2 separate regions of the Homo sapiens genome follow, and region 2 is linked to region 1. Evidence: chromatin contacts called from ENCODE Hi-C or POLR2A ChIA-PET data. All regions are on one chromosome and are shown on one strand. The core of a region is the stretch at or near the end of the contact, and the rest is flanking DNA. Distances in the headings are between cores, read along the strand shown.

Evidence for each region. Hi-C counts contacts between places; a loop is a spot of excess contacts on that map. ChIA-PET counts read pairs that join two places held with the same protein, here RNA polymerase II (POLR2A). Pooled maps may share reads with other maps.
Region 2: a map of posterior cingulate gyrus shows a loop between it and region 1 (7-fold over the local background). The contact joins two enhancer-like sites. A Hi-C loop is called at or near these places in 1 of 168 maps with a recorded cell type or tissue (posterior cingulate gyrus), 5 of 37 single-sample maps with no recorded cell type and 7 of 50 pooled maps. POLR2A ChIA-PET finds 5 or more read pairs at or near these places in 2 of 52 experiments (A673 and activated T-cell).

What each region holds. Positions count from the first base shown.
Region 1 is chr2:128,751,246-128,756,246 of GRCh38, reverse strand. No RefSeq gene overlaps it. Among named protein-coding and RNA genes, the nearest start is that of HS6ST1, 430 kb to the right of the region's middle. RefSeq lists an enhancer at 1,458-1,657. Within about 2 kb of position 1,771, at least 7 of the 41 ENCODE cell types and tissues checked have a DNase peak (open chromatin) inside an H3K27ac peak, as active enhancers do.
Region 2 is chr2:128,796,507-128,802,003 of GRCh38, reverse strand. No RefSeq gene overlaps it. Among named protein-coding and RNA genes, the nearest start is that of LINC01854, 470 kb to the left of the region's middle. Within about 2 kb of position 2,988, at least 3 of the 41 ENCODE cell types and tissues checked have a DNase peak (open chromatin) inside an H3K27ac peak, as active enhancers do.

The DNA of each region.
Region 1 (5,001 bases), core at 522-3,021:
GTTTTCGAGCCTCAAAGAATGACATCAGGCAGGCTGGACTTTGGATCTCAGGTCTTCAGCTCCATAGTTTTAGAACCTCGGGCAGGTGCACCTCCTCACGTCTATGAGTTTCTGAAAATGTAGATAGCCCCTATTTAACCACGGGAGTGAGGCTTGTCTCAGAAAACACGTCCACCGCCACTGCCTGGCAGGTGGTCCCGTGGGACATGCTAGTTCTCCTGTCCCTGCTCTTCTCTCCCCACAGCCCACAGGATGGGGCATCCATGCGTCCTCCGTAGGCAAGGAGCCCCTGCAACTTTTATGCAGAGTTACAGTTGCTGTCACACCATCAGCCAACACTCTTCCAGGGAGCTCCTACCGGGGCACAGAGCTGTTGGATTATCCATGGTCATGCATAATCGACACAAGGCACAGCCCCGGAGATGGTTAAAATCTTCTGGCACTAGCAGGGTATATATGAAACCTAAACAGCCAGTTCCGAAAAAAAGTTTTCAGAGGGGTCCTCGACACTGGGAAAGCTGCCGGGTGAGGACAGACAAGAGGCCAATGTGAAGTCTCTTTTTCCATTTTCCTGCTTGATTTTTCTGCTTGAGACTTAACCATGATAAATCCTGGAATACTCCTTATTTATCTTTGTTGTTTTCCGTCTCTCCCCACTAGAGGGCGTGCTCCATGAGGGCAGGGGTCTTCGCTTTTCTCTCTGCTGCATCCTGAGCGCGGCTGGGACTTTTTGACTCTCGGTTAATATTGACCGAATGAATAAATGACTAAGTCAGCAGTGGAAGCAGGAAAAAAGGCATGCATGTGTATTTTTGGAGAGAAAAAGGGAGGTTTGCTGGAAGCAGAGGAGCTCTGTCTCCTTTTTTTTTTTTTTTTTGAGACGGAGTCTCTCTCTGTCGCCCAGGCTGGAGTGCAGTGGAGCAATCTCGGCTCACTGCAAGCTCCGCCTCCCGGGTTCCCGCCATTCTCCTGCCTCAGCCTCCTCAGTAGCTGGGATTACAGGCGCCCGCCACCACGCCCGGCTAATTTTTTTTGTATTTTTTAGTAGACACGGGGTTTCACCGTGTTAGCCAGGATGGTCTCGATCTCTTGACCTCGTGATCCGCCCGCCTCGGCCTCCGGAGCTCTGTCTCTTTGGGGTGCACAGCTCACTGCCCCCCAGAGTCTCCAGGGCCGAGGGTCAGGGATGTGGGTTGAATTGCAGGACCTCAGCTTTAATATGCTTTCCCGTTAATATGCTTTCCCGTCACAGGGAAACGGACTCCACCCAGACTGACTGTGGGATTGATTTCTAGGTCTTTTTATCTTTGGGGGTCAGGTGAAGAGATGGAAAAAGTTAATATATGTTGCATTTCAGAAACAAACTTAGGAAAAAGTTCTCTGGCATTTTCTAGCCATATGATGTGTATACATAGCCTAACATCTTTTTTTCTTCCATTTCTGTATCTGTACTATGAGATCAACTTATAGGAAATAATGTCTGTAAAACAATAACACAGTTCTTGACTCCTAGTAGACAATCAGTAATTGATGTCAGCTATCCTGGTGGTGGTGATGGTGCTATTATTTGCTTCCTGTTCCAGGTGGCTTCTGGTTCCCTTGGGACTTGCCCTGTGTGCAGGTACAGTTCAGACCAGAGGAGAAGCGGAACACACCGCAGCATCCTGTGGGGTCCTGCATAGTGGAGTAAATGAGCCTGGGCATTTGGGAGAGGGCTAGGGGAGTGTTGGTGTAAAGGACAGCAAGCAAGTGGTGACAGCCACCGGCTATTAATACTTTTAGTGAGTTTCTGCTTCACTGCCGGTCATTTTTTCTCACACTTAACAGCTTGCACTGATGACAGGAAGCACATGCTTGTAAGCAGACCATCTCCTGCAGCACTCACTGCACACAGGGCCTGTCTCCACCGGGACTGAGAGCCCAGACTCTCCTGCCCACATCCTGCAGCTGGCCTGGGAGGAGGCGCCTGCAAGCTTCCTCCTTTGGTTATCTCTCTCTTGCTGCGCCTCTGCTGCTTTTCCATGTGATCAAAGCAACCTTGACATCTTTCCCCCGTGCAGAATTTAATTTCCTAACTGAGATTTTATATATAGCACAAAATAAAGTTCTTATGTCTCTGATCTTGCAAGATAACCCCCAGCCCCACCTCACCTGCACAGGAGCAGGGCTCCAATTGATATGATAATGCAGGAGAATGCAGCCCTGGAAGGATGTCAGGCACTTCTAAATATACACGCGTGCGGCCCAGTTCTGACTAGTGAGGGCTTTGATGTTAAATGAAATGGGATAATGATACGAGGAGAGTGACGCTGGATCACAAATCTTCTCTCCAACAGATGAGGACAAAAGTCAGCAAAAACCTTCCCAACTGCCTCCAAGCAAGGGAAAAGGGACTGCATCCTAGAGCTGCAGACAAGGAGGCCAAGTTAAAAAAATCAGAGTATTCTAGCTCAGCATGGCGCTTACTCTTCTCCACCAACCAGAGGTCAAGCTGGCAAAGGAGGTTAAAAAAAAAAAAGTTCTAAGCATTCTCTCAATGCCCCCAAATGTGGTGACTACAAGGTAAATGGGCCACCCTGGAAAATAGAAAGATCAACCTGAGAGACAGGAAGGAAGCCCAGCTGGCTTCCTCTGGCTCTGGGAGAGACAGGAAGAAATCTGGGCTCCAGCAGGTTGAGGGCCTCCCACTGGATATCCCGAGGATGTTCTCCTTCCCACTCCTTCCAAGACGGAAGGAGAACACCGATGCATAAAACACAATAGGCAGGCCTGGAACTGAGCCCCGGAGGAAGGCAATCATGTCAAACGGGGCAGGGAGGCTGTCAAGGAAAATTCACCCAATGATATTTGAGCAAGGGAAGTTAAGGGTGAGAGAGAGATACAGCAACTGCGCAGGGATGAGACACGCATATTCCAGGGAAAATACGCAAAGGAGGGGGGCGCATGGCACACAAAGGCCTGGAGAAGAGTGTGACTCTGTGAGTCCCTCACTCCAGAGGAAGGCTGGATAGAAACGTGAATGAGACTAAAATTGAGAGAACAGCTTTAAAAGAGAACCTTTAGAAACATCGAGTGCTAAAGCAACATTCCTAACAGAACTAGTAGATTAACAAAAACAACAGGGGACAAAATGTCCAGTGAGTTCCTGACACAGAGGCAGACAGGCTTGAGATGGAGATGGCGGCGGTGAATGCCTGAGAAAGGACCCAGAGAGGACAGCAGTCAGAGAAAGGACAACAGAAATGCAGAACAGACCCGGGGAGCCGTGACCTGACACACACATGTCCCTAACATGGAAACCCCACAGAAGGCGACAGGATGTCTTTGCAAATACACGATTATTTTCATTAACAAAGACACAGGAACTGAAAGCAATCCAAAAGGAGCACGCTGTTCAGAAAATGTTAATACAGAACCACGGCCATGGGAAGTTTCCTGGTTAACGTAATGAACAGGAAGGATAAGCAAAGAGTGCTTCAAGCATTCAGCTAGTCAAGCCAGGCCAAGAAATGACTGGGCAGGGGTGGATCACCTGGGCTCAGTGCTTTCGTCTCCCACCGCTCTGGAGCAGTGACGGAGGGCAATAGCAATGACATTGAGGGAAAATTCAGAGGGCCAGAAAGTCTTACTCAAGAACCCAGCCAGCTGGGTTCAGAAATAACAGTCACACATAAGGCCAGGTGCGGTGGCTCACCCTGTAATCCCAGCACTTTGGGAGGCCGAGGTGGATGGATCACGAGGTCAGGAGTTTGAGACCAGCCTGGCCAACATGGTGAAACCCCGTCTTTATTAAAAATACAAAAATTAGCCAGGCGTGGCACCGCACGCCTGTAGTCCCAGCTACCCGGGAGGCTGAGGCAAAAGAATCGCTTGAACCCGGGAGGCAGAGGTTGCAGTGAGCCGAGATCATGCCATTGCACTCCAGCCTGGGTGACAGATTGAGACTCCATCCCAAAAAAAAAAAAAAAAAAAAAAAAAATACCCAGATAAACATACCAAAAAGTAGGCTGCAACCATGAGACATTTAGAAAAAAAAAATGCCAACCCACTAATATGAACAGGGAAAGGGTAGGCCCGGGGCAACATTTAAACTAGGGGACAAATGGTTAAAACCCTACATTTTATGTTATGCATGTCTCACCACAATAAAGAAAAACATTTTTAAAATGCAGGAAAAAAAAAGGACAGTGGAGTGTGGATTTAAAAGTTCTAAGAAAAAGAAAAAAAAACTGTTTACTCAGCCAAGTTTCCCCTTGATTATATAGGTGGCAGACTGTCACGGCTGGCGGGAACTCGGGAATACGTCTACGGGACCTTTAGAGGGGAGAGGGGAGAGGGAGAATGACTTGGGGATGAAATGCAGCCAAGCAAACAAAAAAAGTAAAATAAAAACCCTGCCAGGAGAGTAAAAGCTGTTATAAAAAAAGACTCATGAGTATCAAATCCACTTAAATATAGAAAAAAGATAAAACCAGTGGGAATAATTGTTACAAAATAGAATGCAAATGCTCCTAACCTTGGAAAAGTCAGTATTATATATATCACCAAGAAAAATCAAGAGAAGTAGTAAGAGAAAGTTTAAGAATGCTGATTTCCTCATCTTTTATAATCGAGTATAATTAAGACCTTCTGAAATTGAGACGTGAGTTAAAAACATGAAGGCTCCAACTTCTTCGTGTTTTTCATATCTTGTTAGCCTTGCAGGGGCTCTTTTACAAAATAATATCTTTTGTGGCAAAGCAACATTTATTTGAAGATCAGCAATTCTTTTCATTTAAATACCACTTCATTTTCTTCTCTTAAATTGAAGTAAAATGTAATAAAATACTTTTATATTGAAAATAGGAGGTATCACAAATCCCCTTTTTATTGAAGGGAATTTCTTTGTTCAGCCCTGCTTGCACCCTTTTGTAGTCTATATGGCTGAGGTGAGGGCCCCTGGGGCAGGGGTGGTTATTGGAGAGCAGCTGAATCCAGGTTAGTTCAAAACATGTATATTTT
Region 2 (5,497 bases), core at 1,739-4,238, 45 kb before region 1:
GTGGAACAGGAGAAAAAATTGCAGATCATATATCCAGCACAGGACTCGCATCTAGAATATAATGAGCCTCCAAAATTGAACTGGAAACAAAAACAATTCAATTCAAAAGACATGAACAGATGTTAAAAGGATATGCATATGGTAAATAAACACATGAAAAGATTTTGGAACTGGAGGGCAGATGAGCAGTTGCCAGGGCCTGGGGAACTGTGCCAATGTGGTTATAAAAAAGCAGCCCAGGGATCCTCTGGATTGGAAGTGCTCTGCATCTTGAATATAATGGTGGATTCATGAACCCACACAGCTGAAGCAATTGTGTAGAGCTTAATACACATGCATATACATAAATGACTGGAACTAAAGCTGGGGAAATTTGAGTAAGGTTGGTGGCTGGTTCTGATGCTATACTATTGTTTTACAAAATGTTACCACTGGGGAGATGGGCAAAGGGTACAAGAGCTCTCTTTCTCTGTATTATTTCTTGCAACTTCACATCAATCTACATTTATCTCAAGAATTTCAATTTAAAAACAAAACAAAATAAGCATGGTGGACTCCCAGTCTCTTTGTTTCTGGCAAATTTCCCTGCTGCTAACATGAGCTAGGGAAGCCTCTAGATTTTGTTAAAAGAGGTGGCATAGTAGTTCAATGGGTAACAACCAGGATTTATTTTTTCTTTAAAGAATAGAAAGTATCACAGTATATTCCAAAGTAGTGAGGATAAAGATTGTTTTGTGATGTGTTTGTGTGTGTGTGTGTGTGTGTGGGTGTGTGTAATATGGTTTGGGTGTTTGTCCCCTCCAAATCTCATGTTGAAATGTGCTTCCCAAAGTTGGAGATGGGGCCTGATAACAGGTGATTGGATCATGGGCAGGTCCCTCATGAATGGTTTAGCACCATGGCCTTGGTGAGGAGTGGGGGGTGCTCCGAGTTCACAGGATATCTGGTTGTTGTGTGTGGTGGGGCTGGGGGCAGTGGCTCATGCCTGTAATCCCAGCACTTTGGAAGGCAGAGGCAGGTGGATCACCTGAGGTCAGGAGTTCGAGACCCGCCTGACCAATATGATGAAACCCCATTTCTACTAAAAATACAAAAATTAGCTGGGCGTGGTGGCATGCGCCTGTAATCCCAGCTACTCAGGAGGCTGAGACAGAAGAATCGCTTCAACCCGGGAGGCAGATGTTGCAGTGAGCCAAGATTGTGCCATTGCACTCCAGCCTGGGCAACAAGAGCAAAACTCTATCTCAAAAAAAGAAAAAAGAAAAGAGTATGTGGTGCTTCCTGCCACTCTTTCTTGCTCCCAGTCTCTCCATGTGATGCGCCTACTCCCCTTTGCCTTCCACCATGATTGGAAGCTTCCTGAGGCCCTCACCAGGTTCAGATGCCAGCACCATGCTTCCTGTACAGCCTACAGAACCGTGAGCCAACTAAACCTCTTTTCTTTTTAAACTGCCAAGCTTCAGGTATTCCTTTATAACAATGTAAGAACGACTATATGGTGTGTATGTGGAAAGATGACATTCTTTCTCAGTTCATACAGACATAGATTCTGGGGTGCACTCTTAGCTACTCAGTCCCCTTGCACCTCCGGCTCTCTGCCTTCTGCTCGATAGAGAGCCCTGGCTGCTTCTGCTGTTGCCTCCTCTCCTAATGACACTGGCTTTCCCAGATGCCCACAGGAGTGAAGCCTGTGCTTTCAACTTGGCCTTCATCACACCTGTGGTGCGGAGAGTATGGCAGCTGCCACTCTCGTGTTCAACCCAACCAGACCCATGGAGGCTCTGCCTGAAAATACAGGTGTTATCTGCTGAGCAGCAAACGTTAACTGATGAGAGACAGGAGATGGAAAGAGGTAACAGATAAAGCCCTTTTCCTCTCCTTGCAGCAGACCTTTCTGAGATGTGGTGCTCCATAGAGGTTCTCCAGTGCCATCCAGCATGGCCAAAAACCCACTGTGCTTGCAGAAGTGGCATAGCCAGCTGGAGCTGGGAATACGGTTCCCCAGGTTTGTGTTCCTCCTCCCCTCCCTGTTCCCACCTCACTGGAAATAAAGCAAGAGTCCCAAACTTTGCCTCAGGCTATGTACTCTGGGAAACCTGGACTAGGACAAAACAGGTTTATGCAAATGTATAACCAGCATACACAAATACTGTTTTTGTACACTTGCATGCACACACGTAAAAGTGTGTCATATTCAGGCACTAGACCACAACTGGATCCCAGTGTAAAACATATTTCTATAGGTTGTGCTTAAGAGTTTTGCAAGTCACTTTCACTGCACCTAGTGTAGATGGATCTTCACCCTGTGAATTCCTGTGTTCTCACAGTTGCCCTCACCAGGCTCTGCCCATGCACACAGTCCTGGGCTTAGCGGCTTTCATCTTGGAGGCTGGGAGTGATCTGCAGGATGGCATTTCCTTGGTCTGCCCTCTGCCTCCTGAACAGAGTCTGGGTTCTAGCATCCAGTCTGAAAGGGCAGGAAACTATCCAGGTCTGCCCAGTTGGCATGAAGCTGACAGGGTCCTGAGAGCCAAGGAAGGAGAGGGGCCCTGGGGAATCCTCACTACTCCTGAAGAGCCTGGTTCCTGTTGGGAATACCTGGGAGAACATGACACCTTTGGGGGCCAGTGGGGCAGAGTGTAGAAACAGAAACGTAACCCTCCCTACTCATGGACACCTCCTGCCAATCAGCCCTTGCATTGATGCCCAGGATTTCCTGAGATTTCTTTCTGCTCAGCACAGCCATAATCTAGTGGGCCAGCTGCACTCCAGGAACCTGCGAAAGGAGAGACAGATGGCAGCCAGACTAAAGGACACGGCCCACCCCAGCTCTATGTCTGTCCTTGCCCCGGGCTTCAGTGTCCTACCTGATCCCAAAACAAAACTCGAAATACACATCTTGAGGCACAACTACTGAAAGGGCATGTGCTTGCTGTGTGTGCACTCTGTGGCCTTTCGTAAGATGATCTTGACCTTGCGATGGTTGGCCAGCCTGTCTCAGAGAAGGCCCTGCCACATCTTATTCTGGCATCACATGTAAGTTTTATTCTAAGCCAGAGACAGTCAGCAGATTTCTCAGTTCCCAGAAATAGAAATCAGAGCACTTTTGCACCCATCTCCAGAAATGGCCTCTGGAGCACAATTAGGGGACAGGAGGGTGGACAGGGATGCTGCTGAAGGAGTTAGCAGCCAGTGACACAGAGCTCAGCCCCCGTTCCAATATTTCATACCCCATTGCCCCTCAGCCCCAAGCCCACCCTTCCATACTCCGCCTTTGACAAAGAGCAATGAGTCTGCCAGCACCGTTCCTCAGATTTCCTCCCCATCTGACTTCCTCCATCCTGGCTCTCCTCACTCCACCAAGTGCCATATCAGACTTTCCATGGCCCTGCTCAGGAACCCAGATATGCTCATTACATGAGTCTTAGAATAAGGGAGCCTGGGGAATCCCAGCCAACACCTTAGGGCAGCAAAGTGCATGAATTCTGATCTGAATTTTGATTTTCTCTACGGTCTCATAGAAGCCATTTATTCTCTGTCTTTTTGAAAACAGGCAGAAACATGCCTTGGAAGACATTAAAGAGAGTGACTTCATTTTATCAAATGTGAGTTGAGGTTAGAAAAGTCGGTCATTTGTCTAAGTTCTCAAGGTCAATTGGTGTCAGAAGCTGGAAAAGAACCCAGGTCCCCTGATTCTCAAACAGATGAAAAAGAAAGCTGAGTAGAAATATCGGGGCCAGTAGTGAAGATCTTGATAGCGAAAAGAAAGCATGTGACATGATGTGGCTAAAAGCAGGGGCCTGGGAGAAACAGAAACTGCCCTCGAGCGTGCTGTGGGGTGCTGGTGCATGCATGCAAGCTGGGTGCTCGCCCAGCTACCCAGAGAAGCCTCTGCTTGCCAACAGCTGGAAAGAACATCCCCCTTGAAAGACAAACAGGCCTATGTTGAGCAGGGCCTGACAGCTGGAGAGTCCCAACTGAGAGTCCCCTGGCCTCTCCTAGGGTCTTGCACTCTCTCTCTGAGTCTTAGGCTGCCTTTCCTGGAAACTCACGTGTATTTAGCAGAAGCCATCCCCCTACCCAGGACCACGGAGAGGGGGACAGGAGGCAGCACATGCCTGTGTGAGACCAGCAGCATTTCTCTACAGGGTCCCCTCAACTAGCCAACTCCACTCTTGCACCTCCATTCCTCTCTAGCTGACGTCCTTGTCACCTTCTTTGTGAATTCCTCCCACAGCAGTAATCATGCATGCAAATGTATTTGCCCCTACTGTCTCTATCACTAGGTGCTTTGCATGAAGAACTAAATAAACTACAAGACTCCAGGGACTGTCCCATATGCTACCTGGTCATTCATCAGATCCACGATGTGCTATGGGAGGTATACATAGACATGAGGCTGCGGTGCTGTGATGGCTAACGTTATGTGTCGCCTCAGCTAGGCTATGGCGCCCAGCTGTTTGGTCAAACACCAGTCTAGATGTTGCCATGAAGGTATTTGTCAGGATTCAACATATAAATCAAAGTGATCAACATTGATTTAGCAATGTTGTGATGTGATCAACGTATTAATCAATAGACTTTGAGTAAAGCAGATCACCCTCTAAAATGTGGGTGGGCCTTGTCCAATCAGGTGAAGGCCATAAGAGCAAAGACTGAGGTTTCCCGAAGAAGAAGGAATTCTGCCTCCTGACTGCAACACAGAAACCCTGCCTGAGCTTCCAGCCACTGCCCTGTGGAATTCAGACTCACGACTGCAACAACTCCCCTTATCTTAGTGTGCAGTATGCTGGCCAGCCCTACAGACTTCACACCTGCCACCACCACACTGACAGGAGCCAACACTTTAAAGTCACTGTGTGTGTGTGTCTGTCTGTCTGTCTGTCTCTTTTGAGTCTGTTTCTCTCGAGAATTTTAACTGATGCAGGTGCCTTCGAGGAGGTCACCTACAGGCAGGGCCCCTACAGTCCCTCCAGACAGCAGCTATCATGCAGCGTCATTGCCGCAGTTTTTTCTGTGAAGGTGGGGAAGTTAAAATATAACAGCAACAACAGTAGCAGACATTTGTGGTGTGTTTTCCATGGTCTGGAAACTGTTCTGAGCAGTTTACAGCATCATCTTGTTTATTCCTTATAAGACTCCATGAGGCAGGTACATTCTTACGCCTCTTTTTCAGAAGAAATGATTACAGATGAAAGAGAGTAAAAAACTTGTCCCCTGACAGACGCATGGGCAGACGGCCTCCAGAGCCAAAGCCTGGAGTGTGGACACAGGGAAAGTCCGAGTTCCTACTCACGGCCCTTCAGCTCCAAAGTCAGAGGAACTTCTTAAATCACCATGATTGCAAGACCAATCATGTAGGAGACCAATCTTCCAGTAGGAGATTTGAACAGCGGTCCTCTCCCATCCTGGTTCTTACTGTGGTCATTCAGCTCACCAGTAGGCTTGCCCCTGCAAGAAGGCACCCCCATCCCCACCACAAACACGGCCATGCCTT